3 separate regions of the Homo sapiens genome follow, and regions 1 and 3 are each linked to region 2. A link is a loop called in an ENCODE intact Hi-C map of the cell type or tissue named here. Cell type or tissue: Calu3. All regions are shown on one strand. Links, peaks and the distances in the headings refer to the core of each region. The heading gives the core; the rest is flanking DNA.

Evidence for each region. Peaks named below come from ENCODE experiments on the same cell type or tissue, not always from the same donor. Only the 100,000 strongest peaks of a DNase experiment are listed, where the experiment ranks them.
Region 1: a loop joins it to region 2, with 3 times the contacts of the local background. A loop is called at or near these places in 6 of 110 quality-filtered maps.
Region 3: it touches region 2 in a loop (7-fold over the local background); 4 of 110 quality-filtered maps call a loop at or near these places.

The regions. Positions count from the first base shown.
Region 1 is chr4:73,569,356-73,577,228 of GRCh38, reverse strand. RASSF6 (Ras association domain family member 6) reads left to right here. Exons shown (of 11, transcript NM_177532.5): 9 at 498-616; 10 at 722-819; 11 at 919-5,679. The coding sequence ends at 994. Among named protein-coding and RNA genes, the nearest start is that of RASSF6, 47 kb to the left of the region's middle. In Calu3, for the core only: a CTCF peak has its summit at 3,308 (motif pointing left); a DNase peak (open chromatin) is centred at 3,328.
Region 2 is chr4:73,918,724-73,926,596 of GRCh38, reverse strand. No RefSeq gene overlaps it. Among named protein-coding and RNA genes, the nearest start is that of CXCL1, 53 kb to the right of the region's middle. In Calu3, for the core only: no CTCF peak of the experiment used is centred there; a DNase peak (open chromatin) is centred at 3,086.
Region 3 is chr4:73,336,997-73,344,869 of GRCh38, reverse strand. The region is part of intron 3 of ANKRD17-DT (ANKRD17 divergent transcript); the gene reads right to left. Among named protein-coding and RNA genes, the nearest start is that of ALB, 63 kb to the left of the region's middle. RefSeq lists enhancers at 1,063-1,564, 4,783-5,282, 5,283-5,784. In Calu3, for the core only: no CTCF peak of the experiment used is centred there; a DNase peak (open chromatin) is centred at 3,289.

The DNA of each region.
Region 1 (7,873 bases), core at 1,363-6,362, 350 kb after region 2:
ATTATTGATCTCAAAAACCTCATGAATATATTTTTAAAGATGAGCCAAGAATTGGGTGTGGAGCGAGACAAAGGAAGAATTGAAAATAATTACATGGTTTTGGACCTGAAGAACCAGAAAGATGGAATTACATCAACTCAACTTGGAAAGAACCAATAAATATTTGTTGTATGGATGAAGGAATGGTGGAATGAAACCTAAATAATTATTGAGGCATATTGCTTTATAAAAGGCCTATCAGACCGGAGATTTGTTTGAACACTCTAATCAAAGGAAGGCTGAGTTCTTTGAGACATTAATCAAAACTTGAGATACAGTAAGAGAAAGAAGTTCATTTAAGTTTTAATTTCAATTTGCTTTTTTGAGTAATTGCCTCCTGTTGCAGGTGTTATTTTTTTCAAAGTGAGTTAAATACGAAAAATAAATTGGAAAATTATCTTCCTTCTTTTCCTGCAGCATGAACTTCTGATTGTGGTTGATTCTTGTTTTCACTGCAGAACAAAGACGACTAAAGAAGACAGACATTCCGCTACTGCAGAGGCTCCTACAGGGACCTTCTGAAAAGAATGCTCGCATTTTCCTCATGGATAAAGATGCAGAAGAAATTAGCAGTGATGTATGAATACCATCACCCTGAATCTGTTTTTTGCTTCCCTCCTGACTCAGCACCTCTTGCATAATTGTTCTGCTTTCTTTTTTTTTTCTTCTTCTTCTTTCTTAGGTGGCTCAGTACATTAACTTTCACTTTTCTCTCTTGGAATCCATTCTTCAAAGATTAAATGAAGAAGAGAAAAGAGAGATTCAAAGAATAGTAACAAAGTAAGTCAAGAGCATGCACATTGGATACTCCGTTCTTTAATATGTCCAATGCACAAAATATGTCCAATTTTTAATAGTCTTTCTTCTTCTCATTTTCAGATTCAATAAAGAAAAGGCGATTATACTGAAATGTCTTCAAAATAAACTAGTAATAAAAACAGAGACAACAGTTTAGCAGTACAAGCTTCTATTGCTAAAACATTTCAAAAAACTCAGAGATATTACTCTTTGATGAATGCATAAGTTCTGTACTTGCATTTATACGAACATATATGAGACTTGAATCGTAGAAAATTGAATGTCAAAAAAAGCTCATTTCTTTTTGAAGTGATGAGGTTAATTAGGGTTCACAGTTGGACAAAATGAGTTTGAGTTTAGTTTCAGTAACTGAAATAAGCTTGAATACTGCATATGCCAAATAGCTTTTATAGTAAACCATGTAATGAACTCAAATTTAAATGGTGTCTTCAGATAAGCAGTTTAAACTTCATTTAGCTTGGACTCTCAAGAGAACTGAAACATAATCAATGGATTCAGAAATGACTCAGAAAAAAGAAGCTGCCAGTTCTTGGAATGAAAAAGAAATACAGTCTTACACCATCAAGGAATCTACCTGATAGTGACAGTAGCTTCTTGAAAACTCTGGCATTTTCATAAAATCTAGGACTATCTTAAATGGCCTGTTGACTTCTGACTATCTGTAACATCAGAGCTGTCTGGCCTTTGGAAAGGAAAAATTATGGACTCTGTTAAGAAATCCTAATTGAAATTTTCTGAACCTCCCCCCAGCCCTTTTATTCTCTCTCTTCTGCTGATGAAAGACCTTTCATCAGTTCAAAGCTTTTCTTAAGCTCTTTTTTAAGTTAATTGAACTTTTTCTTTATTTATTTTTCAAAAAAATGTTTATATCACATAGACATATTACATCGGCTAAAGTAAGACTTGGCCCACAAATACCTATTTGTTGCTGAATGAATACAATGGATAAAGCAAGGCTGTTGTAGCTGAAGTTACATAGGGAATCCCAAACTCTGCCCTCTTAGCATCTTATTCTACATGACAACTCTCAAGGTACTCACAGATCTGTTTAACCCACTTGAAAAAAAAACACTAAAAATGAAGAAATGCTATAAGTATAAACTATGATTTTATTTATAAATTCTGTATTAAAATGGAATTATATGCAACATTCTTTCATTCTGTAAACTAATTCCATTTGCATTCCTCATAAGCATTGTAGTAAATTGATCATATTACATGTACTAAGGAATGAGATTATATGCAGTAAACCCAACTGGAAGATTAACAATATTAAAATATGAAACATTTTTAAGACAAAGGCATTACTTCTCAGTATTACCAAACCTAAACTGGTTGAAGGTGAAAGTGTGCTATGGCCTTTTCAAGCCTAAGAAGTCTCTCTTACTGAGTAAACCAGAGGCTTGCATCGCTATTCTTTCACCTGTCAATATTAATAAGAAAATAGTCTCATCTCACTTAAATGAGGCAAATGTAATAGTTAAAATTCAACATACTTATAAAAAACTAGTGTCATGTACCTGCCATGAACATGACAAAAGGTTAGTCTTCAATAGACTGAAATGTATAAGAGAAGAACCAAGTCTTACATAGAAAAAAAAGGTAGATATGAAAAGAAAAATCACAGAAGAGAGAATGCAAATGGCCACTAAGTATATGAAAAAAGTCGTATCTTAACAGTGAACAACTGTGTTAGTCTGTATCAATCAGAAGACAGAAACAAGGTAGTAATTTAAACAGGGAAAGTTTAATATAAATAATAATTAAGCTATGATAGGAGAATAATAATAAAGATGAAAAGAGAAGGTACCCTAAGGCTGAGGGAAAGAATCCTAACAAGGAAAGGCAGGAATGAGGGTTTCAGAATTCACTGGAGAAGGTGTGGTTGCAGCCCACTGGAGAGAAGTTTGCTGGCTTGCCCAGGCCAGAGCAGGACCACAGATACTGGACAAGCTGGTACAGCCAACCCCCTAGGTGTGGACCAGCTGAGGCAGGTGGGCAGATATGCAGAGGGACTTGGGGCTTTGCCAAAGGGTAAGCACAAAGAAGGAGTCACGGGTTCTGTTCGAGGCACTGTTGGGATTAGGAGCCGGAGGGACCTACTTTGCAGGAACCTAGCATAACTTTGTGTGACGAGACTGCACAAGACAAAGCTCAGGCAAGTGGCTCAGTAGTTGGCCAGCCCAGCAGGGTCCTCTGTATGAGTGTGCACCCAGCTGAAGAGAAGAAATGGAGAGCAGCAATTGGAGCTTCAGGACCGGCTTGCACTGTGGCTCCAGGTTATACCACCACTGCCCAAAGCAAAAGCTAGAGAAGCAAGTGGAGAAATGCTGGAGAAAGCTGCACCCTACAGGCAACCAGCACTGCAGAAACCACTCCAGGCAAAGTAGTGAAGGAAAAAAGCCTGCTCTCCAGTAGCCTGGCCTGTCAGCCTGGAGGAATCAGGAAAGACCCCTTCCTCTTGCAGTGTGTCTCCAGCGCCCTCTACTGACAAAGTATGCCATCATGCAAGCTGCAAAGGAAACATTTCAAGAGTCTATATCTATTTTCACGGAGCGGGCAACCAACAGTGAATGTGGAGCTGAGAGACAGTAAAATAATAACTGACATGCCACCGAAGTACAAAGTAAAATAAATAAATAAATACACATTTTGGCCTATTAGCAAAGATTAAGAAATGATAACATTAAATACTCAATAAATCACCATGAGATGGGGACTCAAACTTCTGGTAAAAATACAAATAGATATAATTTTTCTTGAAGGCAATTTAGTAGTCTGTTTATCCTATAATTCTACTTGTAAGATCCTATCATATGAAAATAACCAGAGATACAAAGACATTCTGCAAAGATATGTTTTATATTGTTATTTATTGTGACAAAAGGAAATAAAAAGCCTAAATGTTCAGAAAATTATTTTAAAAGATGAAAGAGGGAAATAGGCCATGGACGGTGGCTCACGCCTGTAATCCCAGCACTTTAGGAGGCCAAGGTAGGTGGATCACTTGAGGTTGGGATTTCGAGACCAGCCTGGCCAACATGGTGAAACCCTGCCTCTACTAAAAATACAAAAAATGAGCCGGGTGCAATGGCAGGCACCTATAATGCCAGCTACTCGGGAGGCTGAGGCAGGAGAATCGCTTGAACCCGGGAGGCGGAGGTTGCATGAGCCGAGATGGCGCCACTGCTCTCCAGCCTGGACGACAGAGCAAGACTCCGTCTCTAAAAAAAAAAAAAGAGGGAAATAAACATTTATTTGTATATTGTTATGTAGCCATTAAAATTCTGTTTCCAAGTAATTTTAATTACAGGGGTAAATTCTTATATATCTAAATAAGAATATACACATACACATGTTCCAAAATATTTATTATGTACTTAAGGCATATATATTATATATGTATGTGTGTGTATATATATATGTATTTGTGTGTGTGAACACTAATATTTGCATATATATACACACAAGAAATAAAAACATGTTAAAAATGGCTATATCTGCATTGTAGAATTATGAGTGATTCATGTTTTTCTAACTTCCCTATCTGTATTAAGTGTTCTATAGTTTATATTTGTTACTTTTTACATCAGGAAATAGTAAAGTTATTATTTAAAACTTATGAACAAAAAAGTAACAAGCACATGCAAGCACAGAGTTCTACCAAATGCAAAAAATTTCAAATCAATTATTCAAATGAGACATTAACATCACTTCTGTGGTAGTTTTATATCCATAAAGTCTGATTCTTCTCCTTTGAAGAGATGAAGCTTAATCTTCCTCATCCTGAAAATGGGCTGGACTTAGTGACTTACGTCTTTTTATTTTATTTTTAATTGACAAATAATAATTGTATGTATTTATGGGGTACAATATTATATTATTATATATGTATACATTATGGAATTATTAAATCAAGCTAATTAACATATCCATAACCTCTTATAATTTCTTTGTGGTGAGAACATTTAAAAATGTACTCTTTTAGCAATTAGGGACTTACTTTTAATACAGGAAAATGGAAGAGACTGTGAGACTTTGAAGTAGGTCATAAAAGTCACTGTGGCTTCCTCCTTGCTCTCTCTTGGACCACTTGCTCTGGGGGAAGTCAACTGCCATGTCCTGAGCAGCCCTGGAAAGACCTACATGATGAAGAACTGAGACCTTCTATCAAATGCCAGCAGGGAATTGAGGCCTCCTGTCAACAGCCATTTTAGAAGTAGATCTTCCAGCCTCAGTCAAGCCTTCAGATGACTGCAGCCCTGTCTAATAGCTTGACCGTAATTTCATGAGAGACCTTCAGCCAGAAAACCCAAGGAAACCATTCTGGATTCCTCATCCTCAGAAACTGTATGAGATAAGAAGTGTTTGTTGTAGTACGCCGCTAAATTTGGGGCAATTTGTTACATAGCAATGTATAGCTCATACAATTTCTGGGAAAAAAATAGTTTATTTTCGAATCATTTTTGCATAATGCAAGAATATAAACTTGTCACAGAATAATTTATCCTTGTTTTAGGTGGTCCAAATATTTCATTGTCAGTTATATATTAGCTCAAATTAAATTTTAGATAATATATATTATTATTAATGGTAAAGAATGTGTCACATTTATCTTTATAGCTTTTCTGTACCTAATATTGTGTCTTGTGCGTAGGATGTGCTCAATAAAAATTGATTGAATAAATAAGTGAATGAAAGAATAAATGAATGAGTGAAGGAATTATCTGAAATATTTTTATAAAATTCCCCATATGTATGTATTACTTATTACAAGTCTGGTCCCATAGCTGAAAAAATATTAAACATTATATATATATATATGTTTTTCCCTGATATAGTGGTATATTTTATTATCTCTTGGCTCTACTATGAAATATTCAGTTAGGTGTCATTACTGTTTAATTTGGTTTAGGGCTATTTAGATTGGTTTTTGAAACTGAAGGGGAAAGAAGCCCCTTGCAATGCAATTGATGAAGTGATAAAGACAGCAGGTATAACTATTAGGTGGAGGCATATATATGGGAAAGAACAAGAAATAGGATGTAGTTACAGAGGGCAAAACCTTTCAATGACATTCATTTGTCTTCTAAATTAATAACATCTAATACCTATTAGATTGAGCCATTTGAAATTGCCAATATTTGACCTACAAAGGCAATGATTTCATATTGTTCAAACTAATAACAACTTATTTGCTGGGCACTACGTTTAATATTCATTACAATTCCATAAGGAAATTATTCTTTCAACCTCATGCTACAGATAAAGAAAGTAAGCCATGGAGCAGTTAGGAGATTTGCCAAGGTTTTTAGTAGAAGAAATAGGTAGGATTTAAACTTATGGCTCCAGAAGCCATACAGTTAACCACCATAATCTGTGGCTTCCCCCGAACTATGCTTCCCGAATCTGCCATTCTAAAATGTGTCCTCATTTTTAAGTGGAATAATAGTACCTACTTCATTGGACAGTTGGGGGAGTTACAAGAATAGCACATGTAAAGCCTGGCACTTTGCACATAAGAATGTGATAAATATTAGCTATGTTATAATTAAACTTCAGTATATTCCCCAACCACCATCGTAGCCTTATCTTCTACTAAGACTTACTGCCCACAGCTATGTCATTTTTGTCTTAAAACCAGCCAAACTAAATCACTCAGCCTTCCCTGAAACACTGCACACTTTAGCACATCTCTTTCTGTTGAAACATTCCCATTTTCTAGTCCCTGGTTAGGGTCCCTTCTTCCATTACCTTTCCTGGTCTCTGTAACAATGTGTGATCTCAAGCTCCTGTGTACCACAGTTTCAGTTAGCTCTGCTCTTGTGACACCAGAATTTTGAAATTTGCCTTTTATTATAATTCTTTATGTGCTTATATCTTGTATAAATGCATTAGTGATCTGGTGAAATCATATTCATATTTGTATTATTCCTTGTAGTATCTAGCACAGTGTATTGAATGCATTAGGTACTCAGCAAATGTTTATTGGATCTAATTCACTAATGCATATGAATGTGTTGAAGTCACTGAAGTGAGGAAAAATAATTAAACTCAAGGAAAGGGTATTAGAATGATAATTAATTTTTTTATAGTTCTCTAATCAAAATAATTCATTTATTTAAGCACTTAGTTTTACTTTATCTTTTATACAAAAATATCTGGAAAAATAAAAACAAGTCCAAATGATACCCATCAGTTCTTTATGTCTTTTGCAGAAAGATTTCCAAAGAAAAAAAGTACTATCACAAATAATCACTTCAAGCTCAAATTAATTTAAGTGCATTATATTGTATTGGTGCCAATACAGCATCACATATTTAGGGTAAAGATTAAAGGTGAAACCTTTAGGAAGGTAACTTTATTATGAAGCTTATGATTAGGAAGGTAACTTTATTATGAAGCTTATTTCATTCAGTTTGGCAATAAACATTTTCAGTATTGGCATAGACAAAAACTCCAAGTTGCTTTTAGGGTTTTGTTCACTGTGGAAACTTGGCAGACAATTCCCAGCTTGGTGTGAGAGCCCATCACATCTACCTGAGCCCTTTGAAAGCTGTTTGATTTCATGTTTCTGTTTCTGCTCTTGAGAAGAAGAAAGCTTGTTGTTGAGAGAGAGGGGTAATTACGGTGGGTTTTCTGAGGGTTACAATAATTAGATTTCTCTGCTGGGTAAGAAAGGACAATTTCAGTGTAGACTGGCCAGTGTTCTTGAGCAACTTTGTGAGCACCTGAAAATTTATTTTGTTGATTCTTATTTTGAATATTAGATATGTTTGATGATTTATAAGAATAAGTGTAGATCTCATCAAAGATCCTACATTGACATTTTCTGGGATCATTTAAGCTCCCCATAGACACTAGTACTTTTTGATCCATTTGGACCCTTAGGAAAAGCAAACAAACAAATAATTACATTTGTGAGGAAAAAAAAAAGACAAAAAAAAGTAAAAACCTAAATACATATGATCACAAAATAGAAAAATGTCTAAGACTTAGCTGGGAAGGGCAGAAC
Region 2 (7,873 bases), core at 1,100-6,099:
GAATTTCTTAGTCTTGATTTCTAATTTAATTGTGTTGTGTTCTGAGTGACTCTTTGTTATGACTTCAGTTCTTACTTCCAATTATCTGATCAGTTTTACAGTATGTGCCACGTGGCAATGAGAAAAATGTATATTCTGTTGCTTTGGGGTGGACAGTTCTGTAGGTATCTATCAGGTCCATTTGATTCAGTGCTGGGTTTAGGTCCTGAATAGCTTTGCTAATTTTTTCTCAATGATCTGTCTAATATTGTCAGTGGAGTATTAACGTCTCCCACTATTATTGTGTGGAAGTCTAAGTCTCTTTGAAGGTCTCTAACAACTTGCTTTATGAGTCTGGGTGCTCTTGTGTTCAGTGCATCTATCTTTAGAATAGTTATATCTACTTGTTAAATTGAACCCTTTACTATTTTGTAATGCCCTTGTCTTTTTTGACCTTTGTTGGTTTAAAGTCTGTTTTATCAGAAACTAGGATTGCAACCCCTGCTTTTTTCTGTTTTCCATTTGCTTGGCAGATTTTTCCTCTATGCCTTTATTTTGAGCCTATGTGTGTTATCAGATGTGAGATCAGTCTCTTGAAGATAGCATACCAAAAGGTCTTGGTTCTTTATCCAGTTTGCCACTCTGTGTCTTTTAATTGGGACATTTAGACAATTTATATTTAAGGTTAGTATTGATATGTTTGGATTTGATCCTGTCATCATGATGTTAGCTGGTTATTTTGCAGACTTATTTATGTGGTTGCTTTATAGAAAATGCCTCAGCATTTGCTTGTCTGAAAAAGACATTATTTCTCTTTTGCTTATGAAGCTTAGTTTGGCTGGATATGAATTTCTGGGTTAGAATTTCTTTTCTTTAAAAGTGTTGATTATTGCCCCCCAATCTTATTCACTGCAAAGTGATTCCATTAAAACACAAACCTAATTAGGTTACCTTTCTGCCTTGGGAGTCTTCAATGGTTCTGTATCATCTACAGCAAATACCACTGGGCATGAGTAACGTATTAGTTTGCTTGATAACAAAGTACCACACACTGAGTGACTTAAAAACATAAATTTATTTTCATACAATTCTGGAGGCTAGAAGTCAAAGATCAAGGTGTCAGCTGAGTTTTTTTTTCCCAAACATTTCTAGACATTAAGAGAGTATATACATGGTTATAAAAAGTCACTTAGTCTGGAGTATATTGAAATCAAATTTATTTGTATATGATAGATTCAAAATATGTAATATATAAAATATCATAAATAAGTCCAAGAAGAAATATATAAATATTTCATTAGAAAATTTTAACATATATTTTTAAATAATTGATAATTTATGCAGAAAAGACATTAAGATACAGACTATTAAAAAGCACAATTAATACATTCCATGCAATGGATATATCTGTATATATGTTTTTACATATATATCGATATATATGTATATATGTATATACATGTATCGATACATATACACATATATATCGATATATATACACATATACATATATATGTAAAAACATATATACATGATATATATATCAATATATGTAAAAACATATATACATGATATATATATCAATATATACATATCCATTGCATGAAATGTATTAATTGTGCTTTTTATGTATATGTATGTATATTAATATATATCTCCACATACTCAATTTTCAATAGCTACAGAGTATATTCTTTTCTTAAAAAAGCCCACTTTATTGAGGTGTAACTGATATACAAAAAGAAAAATAACAAACAGTTAAGGAGGAAATTTTTGGAAGTAATGGATAGGTTCATGGCAAAGATTATGGTGATAGTTTCAGAGAACATAGTATTTTCAAGAAGACATGGACCATTTATGAAAGCTGACCACATATTTAGATAGAAGGCAAGACTCAAAAATACTTTTCGATGTTTGTTGTGATACACACAATGATCTGTGATTATTGTGTGAATAAGTTAGGTATCAACCACAAAACTGTACTTTAGAAAAAAACTCAACAATACTGAAAGCAACATATATTTGGAAATTAATAAAATCACTTCTAAATAACTCAAAAATCAGAAAATCAGAAAATACATAAAAACTTATTAGAAAATATATAGAATCAACTGATAATTTTGCCGTATGTTGAACACATGAGACCTAGGTAATGTAGGGACATTTACAGCTTTAAAATGCTATGCTAGAAAATGAACTTAAAATATCTAAATTAAATAAAAAGACAAAGAGAAGGAACTAGATATAAGAGTAGAAATTTATGAAATTGGAAACACACATTCAATAGAAAGGATCACCAAAACCAAGAGTTGGTTGTTGAATAGATTTTGGTGTGATTGGTCAAGACTGCAGACATTACAAAGTTAACAAGAAGATGTTATCATTTGGTGGCGATTAATGTGAAAATAGGTAAAATGGACAAATTTGTAGAAACATATAACAGTAAATTAAAGAGGAAATATTATATTTAAATAAACCTGTAACCTTTAATAAAGTTGAATTAATACTTACAATATTTCCTACCCAAGAAATGCACAAAACCAGCCATTTTTAATAGGGAAGTCTACCAAATATTCAGGAAAAAAAATTCAAACTTACAGAAATTATTTCACAGTGTCAAAATTTAGATCCCTTTCTGACTTACTACATAAGGCTGACATATTCCTGATAATAAAACCTGACAAGAGCTATTTCTGAAAGGAATTTTTCAGGTGAATCACAATATGACTATAAATGTAAAAGTTCTTTAAAAATAAAGGATTAGAAAACTGAAAATTAGAAGTTTAAAAAATACATCAAGGGATACAAGATTGACTCAATATAGGAAAGTCAATCAATATAATTCACTAAGTTGAAATGTCAATGAAAAAATATAAGAACTCGTTAAATATTCAATATAATTATCAGGGTTTATTTTACTACATAGTATATATAATACTTCTCAATGGTAAAAATCAGCTATTACAATATGATGCCATTTTGCAAAAATATGTTTATTGAAAAGTAATATGATCTAGGAATGGAAGCCAAAATTCTAATTCTAGGATTTGATAAATAGGACTTTTCTAAGTCTGTCACAAGGTGGCCCCAAATCCATATTCTTCATGGCTCTGCATTTGTGGAAAATGAATCAAACAGCAAAAAGAAGGTAATACAGCAAAAATCTAAGGTAATAATAATCCAGTGTATACATAGCCCACTTAATAATCAATTGTCCACTTGGCTAAAAGAAGAGAGAAAAGCAATCTTATTACATTTGAAATGAGGAAGGAAGCTGATAAATGCATCAAGGCATTTTTCTTCAAGATTAGTCTCAACAAAAGTAATAAATAATCCTTTTGACATTCAGTATTTCGATGAGCACACAGGCTAGTAATATGCAGGCTTGGCTGAGAAAAATCTGTGATCTTTACCTTTTCCCTCTTTTCTATTAACAATTATTTAGTTTTTGACCTTGCCTGAGTACTTGTAAAACAGTTTCAGAACTGTCTTCTTTTTTCTGTTCTACTTGCCATACAAAGAAAAACTGTAGATTATAAATCATGTAAGATCCTGTCAGGAAAGCCTCTGATTAAAAGTCTTATACAAAATCATGACTAATTAATTCATTTCTTCTTCCTTCCTCTTATCTCAGAATCCTTGAAGTCTTAAGATGGCACCACAAAAATTTCTTTTCAGACAGTGAGAAATTCTTTCAAGGCTGGGTAACACAATGCTAGAAAAAATGCCTGGCTATTGACTGCAACTGATAGACAATATTTGAATAAATAGTAAAACAATTAGTACAGAAGATTGATATTTTAGTTTAACTTAATTGTGGTATAGCTTGGACAAGTCACTTCAAGATAATAATATTTTATTCTTGTGGTTTTTTGAGAATTAAGTGAGATAGCAGGTACGGTTCTGAATACTGTTCCTGGCACATGGAAGAAACTTAATGCTACTTTTGGCCATTGTCAATGCTTTCATTCAGAATACAATGGAATAATGAAAATAATTACTTGTCAATGGAAAGAGCTAAACATATCCCTGCTTATATTCTCAACTGATTCTGAATTGGGCTTCATATACCAGCTCTAAATGGTATCTTCCAAATCTGTTTGTTTTTGTGAAGGAAAGGGTAGTCAGAAGTGATAGACAGCCTGACTTATCTTGAAACAGCACAGCCTGGAATTTAGTAGGGTGTTCTGAGTATACCTTAGCAAAAAATATAGAAAACTATGATTTTTGAGTGAGTTCATAGATTTTTAAAAGTAAATGAGAGAGGCTTGATTTGATTGTGCACTGTCTACTATGAATTTTATATTTGTCTCAGGGAAAGGAAGCAGAAATGGCACAATTGTTGAACTTAGTAATCTTCAAAAAAGTCTCTTCTGCTTCTGCCTGGTAAATAAGAAGGTAAAGGGCCGGGCGCGGTGGCTCACGCCTGTAATCCCAGCACTTTGGGAGGCCGAGGCGGGTGGATCATGAGATCAGGAGATCGAGACCATCCTGGCTAACAAGGTGAAACCCCGTCTCTACTAAAAATACAAAAAATTAGCCGGGCGCGGTGGCGGGCGCCTGTAGTCCCAGCTACTCGGGAGGCTGAGGCAGGAGAATGGCGTGAACCCGGGACGCGGAGCTTGCAGTGAGCCGAGATTGCGCCACTGCAGTCCGCAGTCCGGCCTGGGCGACAGAGCGAGACTCCGTCTCAAAAAAAAAAAAAAAAAAAAAAAAAAAAGAAGGTAAAATTAGACAATCTAATTGTAGTGTAGATAAATCACAATTCATAATCAATTCTGACTCATTATGCTCAGAATTTCCAGCACATTATTTAGCACAAATTATTAAGATTCTATTGCCTATTCATTTATGGCAAGGATTTTTACAACTAGCCATCAAGACCAAGGTCTTAGACAACATTTGTAACACTAAATGTAGAATGCAGGTCTCCATGCATTTTAAAGAAAAATGTTTAATGCTTATTTTCCAAGATAAATGTGTTATTAAGACATGGAAACATTCATCAAGAATGTTGTTTATAACTGAAACATTTCAAGGTGGATCCAAATGCAGTATTTATACCTGACCTTTTGAAACTTGCCAAAAGCTACATTATACTTTTAAAGACTAAAGATTGAAAAAAGAGTGCCAAAAGTGATTAGTTATATACGTACATACACACATACATACCATGCATACCAATATACATATACACTAGATACTCTGCTAAATAATTTTTATATATTATTGCATCTAATTTTAACATTGATTTTATAGTACAAGTACTATTATTATCCCTATTATCTTAGATGAGGAAATCAAGACTTGATATGCTAGATTAGTCTTGTCTGAAATATTTGCCAATATACTATTTGATTATGAAATAATTGATATATGCAAAAGAAACTTACCAAAGATGTAAAGAATAAAGCTTAATAAAAGGCATAATAAAAACAAACACCCATGCATATCGTGAACATTGGAACTAGACTTTTACCAATATTATTGAATCTTATGTGCTTTTCCACTATTCTGTCCCTCTGCCTCCAACCAGAGTTAATTACAATCCTAAATTTTGATATATTCTTTGAGTAAGAAGTGTAGCTATTTTCTAAAACCATCCTAATTATTGATTTATTTGTGGCACTTATTTAGCATTCATAAAACTACATGGATGTTTTGGCAGTCATAGATTTAATACAAATACTGTTAACATAATTCCTGGATTTTATACTTTCTCTTAGAATTTAGCAGCTGGCATGGTGGTTTTAATTTAGTAGTTAATCACGATTTTATAACATTCATTTACTTAGTACTGAATCATAAAAAAATATTGAATTTGGCATTATTGAAACATTTTAGTTTTCCTAAAATTGACCAAAAGTTCAGATAAATATCGAAATATTTTAGTTTTCCTACAATTTTCCAAAAGCTTGGATTGAACAAGGGTAACATCAAATATGTTTTTCCATAAATTTTTGCCACTTTATTATGTTGTCAATGGGAATGTTGAAAACCAGTAAACCCAAAAAACTTTTTCTGCTATTTATATCTCAGAACCAGCAGATTGTAGAAATCTCTTTCAGCTTTTACTTTGGTTACTCTTGCAATATGCCTGCTATTTGCAGGCACTGGCATATTATATGATTCAATATTTTCCATTTGAATTGTTGATAAAATTGAAAAGATGGCCCTTATCAATCCCGGATCAAACATTTATTGAACATCTACTAAGTGCTAGAAAATACTCAAAGTTGGATCTTCTAATATGAAAAGAAAAACTCCAGGAAGTCAGGACACAAAATTAAAAAGACATACATGAATCTGCCCATTTTAAAATTAATTTAATAAAGCACTTACAAAAACAAATGGAATTCAGGACATAATGAAGTCTTAAAGGAGTTTTTGTAGGCATTGTGATTGTCTGGGATTCTGGATCATGATTCTTTGTATCAGGAAGCTACTGCATTGAGCAGGTGTCAGTAGAGTAGTGAATGCTGGGCACCTGCATGTTACTCTTTCCCATGTCATCCCTTATAGCCGAGAATGTCCATATGCTGATTTATACAAGTATACAGTCCTTCGATGAAGGCTTGAGAGCAACTGAAGGGAAAATGTGAGGCGAGCCTGGAATAGCTTTTTATTCCAGAAGGTAAGGGAGTGCTCAGAAACTCAGAAACAGGAGTCAGCTTGAAGGAATGCTCCTCTTGGGGAAGAGGAGATGTGAGTGAATAGGTTAGGAGACTGAGGAAGTTAGCCAAGTAGATATCTGGTGGAAGGGGATTCCAGGCAAAATAAATAGCCACAAAATAGAAGCACAGCTGCTGTGGGTTTAAGGAACAGTAAAGAGCCCATGGTGGCTGGGGTGAGTGAGCAAGGGAAACAACACTGTTGAAAATGCTATCAAGGAGGGAATAGGGAGCCTCGGGAGGTAAGGCCTGTGACCCATCTCTAAGGATTTGGATGTTAACTCAGAGTGAGAGGAGAACCAATGGGGGATTTTGAACAGAGCAGAATCATAGTTTGACTTACATTTTGTAAAGATTGCACTGGCAAGTGTGTTAAGAATAGACATAGAAGAGCTTAAAGATACCAGTTAGGAGCCTTTTGCAATGATTCAGGTGACTGAAGATGGTGGCTCAACCCAGGGGGGTAGCAGTGAAAGTGGTTATGAAGGTAGAACCAACAAGATTTTTTGTTGGATTGGATGTAGAGTGTGGGAGAAAGAGAAGAGTTGAGGATGACTTTTAAGTTGGCCTATAATAATATTTTAGGCAACAGATACATAGATAGAGAAAACAGAGCTGGAGTGGTCAGGTTGGATCCAAAAGAAATTGAGAAATGAAATTTATTAGAATTGGAGATAAAATTTTTATCTTAAATTTAAGTTCAGGTATTTACCAGTTTAGGAAAAACCTTATAAAACATTCTACCTTTATTTTTAAAGCCTCCCAAAATCAATCGCCTCCTGCAAGTAAACTTGAAGTAGCTGTCTCATTTCTCTCGCTCTGAATCATCAATTTCTTCTGTGCATTTATTAATGTCTTACATAGTACTTATAAAAGATAAGTATTAGAGGATATAAATCCTAATGTTTTAAATATTTTTGTTGGTAAGTATGAAAGACAGGGAAAATGAGCTCAAGAACTCCTTGGTGTGTGTGTGCGAGTGCATGTGTGTTTAGTAATATATAGTTTTTTTCTTTTCTAGTTCCTTTTAATTGGTCTCTTTTTCTCTTTTTCCATTTGGGACACAGACTTGACTGGGAAAACTGGGATAAATCGATAGGGATGTTCTCTTATCTTCATACTAACCTGGAGATACTTTTGTAAGAGTTTATCAGGAAAAATTGCAAAGTCAACAACTGTCAAACAGTTTTTCTTTTTGTCAGCTTTCACCTTCATTCCCAAGC
Region 3 (7,873 bases), core at 1,159-6,158, 580 kb after region 2:
GAGAAGCCACAAAAAAAATTGAACTGAATAAAAGGAATAGAGAAGTAGAGCTACAACAGAAATGAAGAAAGAATACTGAGGGTTTCTGCCTCAAGGAATGGCAGATAATTTATCTCTTATGAATACTCTGACTCCCAGTGGAAAATGGAATAGAGACAAAGTAGAAATGTGGGATTATTGGAACATATAATAAAGAAAACTTCCAACATAAACAAAATGGATTAGTATAATGAATCGTGAAAGAAGTCGGAACTTAAACATTGGAGGACAGAACACTACCATAGCTGCAGGTATTTCTGGGATGGCAAAATAAGGCTAGTTCTGGGAATATATAAAGAAAATGGAAATTGGAACCAAATGCTTCTTCAACATAAAAAGCCATTGCTAGGGTGAAGCTGACACAAACAGCCAGCTAACAGAAAGGAGCAAACAAAATTGGAAAATATTCAAAATACATAATGCATAGTGATAGTGCAAGTGTGTGCCAAACGTGCCCTCATACACTGTTTATGGTAATATTAATAGTATACAACCTTTCTGAAGGCAATGTGGCAATATGTTTCAATACCATAAAAATGTACATACTGTTTCATAAGGTGATCCACATTTGGTAGTTTGTTTAAAGACAAGATTCAGAGATGTGCCTCAAAATTTGCATTCCTAATGGTAATAAAATACATTCAACATGGGAATAGAGACCAAACAATTAAGCTGAGCAAGGATTATGCCCAAATCACCTCCTCCAGGAAGCCTTTCAGACAATCTATAAGGTGAAGTAGCTACCTCATCTGTGAGCTCCCATTGTCCCCTGCACTTCCCCCTAATTCACCACGCTTACAGTAGGCCATAAGGTGATGGTTTGATTATTTCTCTTATCCCCATCTGATGGTGTCTTTATCTCTGTATCTTCAGCACCTGCTCAAAGAAGGATTCAATAAATATTAATTGAATAAATTAAAGAAAAAAATAGGAAGAAAGGATACTTTTCATGAAAAAGGCATTGATCTGTAGACATGACAAATATGTGTAGGGATAAATTCATATTTCTTTTAATTAAAAAAAATCAATAGCCGAGTCTTCCACTTTATGAACAACGTAAGGCCTGTGCTGAGTTTCTTTCATTCACTTCGCCAGATCCACACCACACCCTTCTCCACCCTGGTCTGTGCTACAGGAAACTGACCTGCATGGACCGTGTCTACTGAATCCCTTGCCCTCTAGGTTCCATGAGGTTCTGTCAGTGGGAAGCCTGGTGGCAGATTGGGGTTGATAGGAGAATGAGGTAAGACTGTTAATTTCCTTGCTCCCTGCCTGCTGGGTCATTGTGAATCATTTGGTCTCTCTTTGGGAAGCTTCAGCTCTGGTTGGGCAGTTATCTCCAAACAGCCACCCACTCTGTGTTACAGTATCTGCTCTCTCCCCTTGCTTCTTCAGGCCTAGAAATAATACGGTCTCTCAGGCTGGGTGCAGTGGCTTACACCTGTAATCCCAGTACTTTGGGAGACCGAGGCAGACAGATCACTAGGTCAGGAGTTCGAAACCAGCCTGGCCAGCATGGTGAAACCTCATCTATACTAAAAGTACAAAAATTAGCCAGGCATGGTGGCACATGCCTGTAATCCCAGCTACTTGGGAGGCTGAGGCAGGAGAATTGTTTGACCCCGGGAGGCGGAGGTTGCAGTGAGCCGATATCGAACAACTGCCCTCCAGCCTGAGTGACAGAGTGAGACTTCTTCTCAAAAAAAAAAAAAAAAAAAAAAAAAGAAAAGAAAACAAAAAAGAAAAGAAAAGAAACGAAAAGAAAAGAAATAATACTGTCTCTCCATCTTGCTAGATCTGGCATAGTTGGGTTTTCTAAACTCTGCCTGCAGGTTTGTAAAAAAGTCCTCTTCTCAAATTACCTGGTTCGAATGGGCCCTCGGATTCTTGCCAGAACCCTGACTATTAAAAGGCCTTCATTCACAATTCTGAATAAGATCTTGAAAAGGGGACAAATTTTATGGTTGACCTTAGTATCCTCTAGTGTTTTTTTAATCCAAAGATATAATGATGAATATCAATAGGATCCTTTAAGGCAGTGTTAATTAGCAGAAATGTGCTAACAGTTTTACTATGGGCAAGCATTAATGCTTTTTAAAATCAATAATATAAACTATAGTTAGAAAATAGCATAAAACAAGCTGTTTCATAGCAGAAAAAAAGCTGTAAACCAGGAAAAACATTATCAGTTTTCTCTCCAAAGCAACGATGCAATTTAATCTTAAAATTCTAAAGAACAATAAATATTAAGAATCACTAGACAATAGGTGTCTCCATTATGCTATCCATTTTTATGTCCTATACTTTCAGTGTTTAGAACAGCACCTTGTACATGAGGACTGAGAAACTACTTATTCAACTAACTAATCAGGAAGCATACTGTAAACAAAACATAAAATATCATCTGTATAAAAAGGAAGATTTTACACTGAGAATATGAAGTGACAGTCTGGTTATTAATAAAGACATAAGTGACCAAAAGATCTAGAAAATAGTAAATACCCATAAATAAATACATAAAAATGATTGATATGTACATAGACTAAAACTATTGGACTTGTATGAAAACAGTAGATACCATTTGTTAAGTGAATACATCTATTAAGTACTTCACATATACTATTAATAGCTTCAATGCGCACATTCCTGTTACGTGGAGGTAATTAAGGAAGGCCTAGGAGGGGGTGATAGCTGTGTTAACCCAGAAAGAAGGAACAGGAATTGTCCAAGAAGATGAAAGGAGAAAGAAAGTTCCAGGTAGAACACCAACTTGTGCAAAATCACAGAGACAAGAGAGAAGGATGCATTTCAGGAACTTCAGACATTTCAGTCCTGAAGAAGGGGTGAAAGTTGCCAGGAGACAAAGCAGGATTTTATCATGAAGACCATGGGAAGCCATTATTTCTACATAGAAATATCATTATCTAACATTTGTTTTAGGCAAGTGTATGGCAAAGCAGTGTAAAGATGATTGTTATTAAGACTAAAATGAATAATAAGGGCAAGTAATAAATATACTGTAAAGCACAGACACTCGTTCTTATCTTTCTTAGGTTTTTGCTACGCTGCTTTTTGCACCCCTGCATTATTATACCAGTCTACATTCTAAGAAAAGTCACCTTTGGCTTTGTGCCCCCCAGTCAGCTGTTCAGTCTGTCCGGCAGATCCCCATTGGCGTTTATACCAACCAAATCTTTTGGAGTTGTACATCCTTTGCCTAATGCCCTAACAAGGCTCTACAGCACTCACTGGGACAAGAGCACCACCTTGTGTTGCATCACTGATTGTTCACAATTCTCAACATGCTTTGTTTTTGCTTGAGCTAGAGCTACTTGTGGCTGAGGCCTTTGAAGCTTCCTCCCAGGAGTAGCATAGAATAGAAAATTGTTAACAAATATTTTTCCAAATATAAAAAAAATGGAGCCCAAGCCCTTTTTTCAATACAGTAATAGTGCCAATGCCTAACATTAGTATATTGGTTACTACATGCTGGAAAATGCTTAGCTTATGTCCTCTGAACTCTTGCTATTTACTATTGTTTTTAACAGATTTATGCTTTAAAAAATGTTTTTAATACAACTCAAATTATGCTCTAGGAGCTAAAAGTCAGTTAAATGTAAACTTACCCTGTTCTGTCTTATAGAATCCCACAGTCAGTAAGTTTTTTAAAAGGATTCCAAGGAGTTCTTAGAAAGTACATTCCTTGATGTCTGCAAGCCTTTGCAAGCAGATCAACTATTTAAACTATTTTAAAAGAATTACTGTAGAAAGAAGTTTTCTTAAATTCCTGGAGAAGGAACATGCATAGATTCTTTCTGCCTCCTCCTCATTACACCACTCCACAGGCAGTTTTGCCTTACTTTTCTATTGTTCTGGCTTTATTTCTTTCTCATATTTATTGCAAAATAAGCTCCAAATAAGTAGAAGTTTATTAGTATTTTCTTAGAGCAGAAGCCAATATACCACCACTAAAAACACCACTGAACACACATGATGAACATGCAATACAAATTGAAAAGTCCATTAATGTATTATTGTTCCCATTTCAAGATGGGAAACTGAAGCTGAGGGAGGATTATAGAAGTTCATACATCTAGTAAGTGGTACAGTCATTTCAAATCCAGGTCTCTTGGACTCAGCACTTGTGACCAAAACCATTATGCTTTATTGTCTCTAACCATAGCATTCCAAATCATAAGCACATATTAATACCAAACATCTGTTAAGTATAATCCAAACAAATTATGTGCAAATGTCAAAACTGATACAAATTTGGAAAAAAGTTGATCATTCAAAACTTACTGCAAAACTACAGTAACCAAGGTGGCTGGCAAGATGGCCAGCTAAGAACAGCTCCAGTCTGCAGCTCCCAGAAAGATCAATGCAGAAAGTGGGTGATTTCTGCATTTCCAACTGAGGTACCCAGCTCATCTCATTGGGACTAGTTAAACAGTGGGTGCAGCCCACGGAGGGCGAGCTGAAGCAGGGTGGGCCGTCGCCTCACCTGGGAAGTGCAAGGGGTCAGAGAACTCCCTTGGAACTGGGTAACAGGCAGAGGCTGGAACAGTTTGGAGGACTCAGAAGACAGAAAAGTGTGGGAAAGTTTGAAACTCCTAGAGATTTGTTGAATGGCTTTGACAAAAATGCTGATGATGATATGAACAGTAAGGTCCAGGCTGAGTTGGTTGCAGATGGAGATGAGGAACTTATTGGAAACTGGAGCAAAAGTGACTCTCGTTAGGTTTTAGCAAAGAGACTGGCGGAATTTTGCCCCTGCCCTAGAGATTTGTGGGACTTTGAACTTGAGACAGATGATTTAGAGTATCTTGCAGAATAAATTTCTAAGCAGCATAGCATTCTACAGATGACTTGGATGCTGTTAGAAGCATTCAGTTTTAAAAGGGAAACAGAGCTTAAAAGTTTGAAAAATTTGCAGCCTAACAATGCAATAGAAAAGAAAATCTCATTTTCTGAGGAGAAATTCAAGCCAGCTGCAGAAATTTGCATAAGTAACGAGAAGCCAAATATTAATCTCCAAGACAATGGGGAGAATGTCTCCAGGGCATGTCAGAGACCTTTGCAGGAGCTTCTCCCATCACAGACCTGGAGGTTTAGGAGGAAAAAAATGGTTTCATGGGCAGGGCCCAGGGTCCCTGTGCTACGTGTAGTCTAGGGACTTGGTGCCCTGCGTCCCAGCTGCTCCAGTCATGGCTGAAATGGCCAACACAGAGCTCGAGCCATGTCTTCAGAGGGTGCAAGCCCCAAGCATTAGCAGCCTCCACATGCTGCTGAGCCTGCAGGTTCACAGAAGTCAAGAATTGGGGTTTGGGAACCTCCGCCTAGATTTCAGAAGATGTATGGGAATGCCTGAATGGCCAGGCAGAAGTTTGCTGCAGGGACAGGGCTCTCATGGAGAACCTCTGCTAGGACAGTGCAGAAGGGAAATGTGGGGTTGGCTCTCTGCGTGGGGTTGGGCCCTCTTGCATCAGTGTGACCTGGATGTGAGACCTGGAGTCAAAGGAGATTATTTTGGAGCTTTAAAATTTGACTGCCCCACTGGATTTTGGACTTGCATGGGCCCTGTAACTGTTTTGTTTTGGCCAATTTCTCCCATTTGGAACAACTGTATTTACCCAATACCTGTACCCCCATTGTATCTAGGAAGTAACTAGCTTGCTTTTGATTTTACAGGCTCATAGGCAGAAGGGACTTGTCTTGTCTCAGATGAGACTTTTTACTGTGGACTTCTGGGTTAATGCTAAAATGAGTTAAGACTTTGGGGGACTGTTGGGAAGGCGTGATTAGTTTTGAAATGTGAGGACATGAGATTTGGAGGGGCCAGGGGTGGAATGATATGGTTTGGCTCTGTGTCCCCACCCAAATCTCATCTTGAATTGTAATCCCATAATTCCCACATGCGGTGAGAGGGACCCAGTGGAAGATAATTTGAATCATGGGGGCAGTTTCTCCCATACTGTTCTTGTGGTAGGTTAATAAGTCTCATGAGATCTGATGGTTTTATCAGGATTTCCCCTTTTACATCTTTGTCATTTTTCTCTTGCCGCCACCATGTAAGAAGTGCCTTTTATCCCTCGCCATGATTCTGAGGCCTCCCCAGCCATGTGGAACTGTAAGTTCCTAATTAAACCTCTTTTTCTTCCCAGTCTCAGGTATGTCTTTATCAGCAGCATGAAAATGGACTAATACAATAGCCCAATTTAAAAATGGGCAAAGGAAGTGAATAGATAGTTCTCCAAAAAGGATATACAAATGGTCAATAAGCACTTGAAAAGATGATCAACATTATTAGCCACCAGGGAAATGAAAATCAAAACCACCAGATGTCATTTCACACCCAATAAGATGACTACCTGAAAAAAGATAGACAATAACAAATGTTAGCAAGAATGTGGAGATATTCAAATTCTCATATATTGCTCATGGGACTGTAAAATGGTGGTAGCCACTTTGGAAAATAGTCTGACAGTTTCTCAAAGGGTTAAACAGAGTTACCACATGATCCAGCAATTCCACTCCTAGGTATATACCCAAGAAAAATAAAAACGTATCTACACAAAAACGCACACACAAATGTTCATAGCAGCAGTATTCATAATAGCATAAAAGAGAAACCACCCAAATGTCCATCAATTGATGAACGGATAAACAAAATGTAGTATATTTATACAATGAAATATTGTTTAATAATAAAAAGAAATGAAGTAATGATACATGCCACTACATGCATAAACCTTGAAAACACGTTAAGTGAAAAACCTATCACAAAGGACCACATATTCCATGATTTCATTTATATGAATTTTCAAGAGTGGGAAAATTACAGAAAGTAGATTGGCAGTTGCCTGATGCTGGAGAGGAAAAGGAGATTGTAGGGTGATGGCTAGGGAATGTGGGTTTTTTGGAGGGGGTAATGACAATGTACTAAAATTGTGTTGATGGATGCATAACTCTGTGAATATACTAAAAACCCTTGAATTGTACACTTTAAGTGGGTGAATCATATGGCATGTGAATTATATCTTTAAAAACCATAATAAATTTACTTGTGATGGTCATTCAGGAATATTTTACTTTGCACACAGAAGCACAGGGGCATGTGATGATGCCGAGACAAAATCTTAGGTCAGACATAAATATGAAAACTGCAAGTCTCTAAAGCCTCATGTAGCTGCTCCTCAGAAACATATTTAAGACATAATTGGTTTCAAAAACAAGAAAGTTAGTGAACAAACAAAAGAAAAGCATATAAAGTAGTAAAACTGCTGCAAAGATTACCTTGATGATATTAAAGACATAAGTTCATGGGAATAAGTCACTGCCATAGGCAAAGAGAACTTACTTTCAGGTTCTCTTTGCTACAGTGAGCAGAGAGAAAAATGAATCAATGTTCTTGTGCCATAAATGAAGTATGGATAAACTTAGACACTTTTTAGCTTCTTTAACCAGGCTTAAAATGACAAAAAGCAATATATAGTCAAAACATTACTTCTGGAGAAGCCCTACTCTTGAATTTATCTTTGGAAATTAAGAATTGCCAAGGAATATTGCCATTTGGGGGTAGGCATGCAATATTGTAATAATTAATTTCTTTTGAAAAATATCCATTTTTACTTAGAAGAACCATTCAGTAATTCAAGGCAGAAATTTCTTTTTAATATTTAATTTTAATTTTTGTGGGTACATAGTAAGTGTATACAATTATGGGGTACATGAGATGTTTTAATGCAGGCATGCAATGTTTAATAATCACATCATGTAAAATGGGGTATCCATCCCCTCAAGAATTTATCCTTTGTGTTATAAACAATCCAAT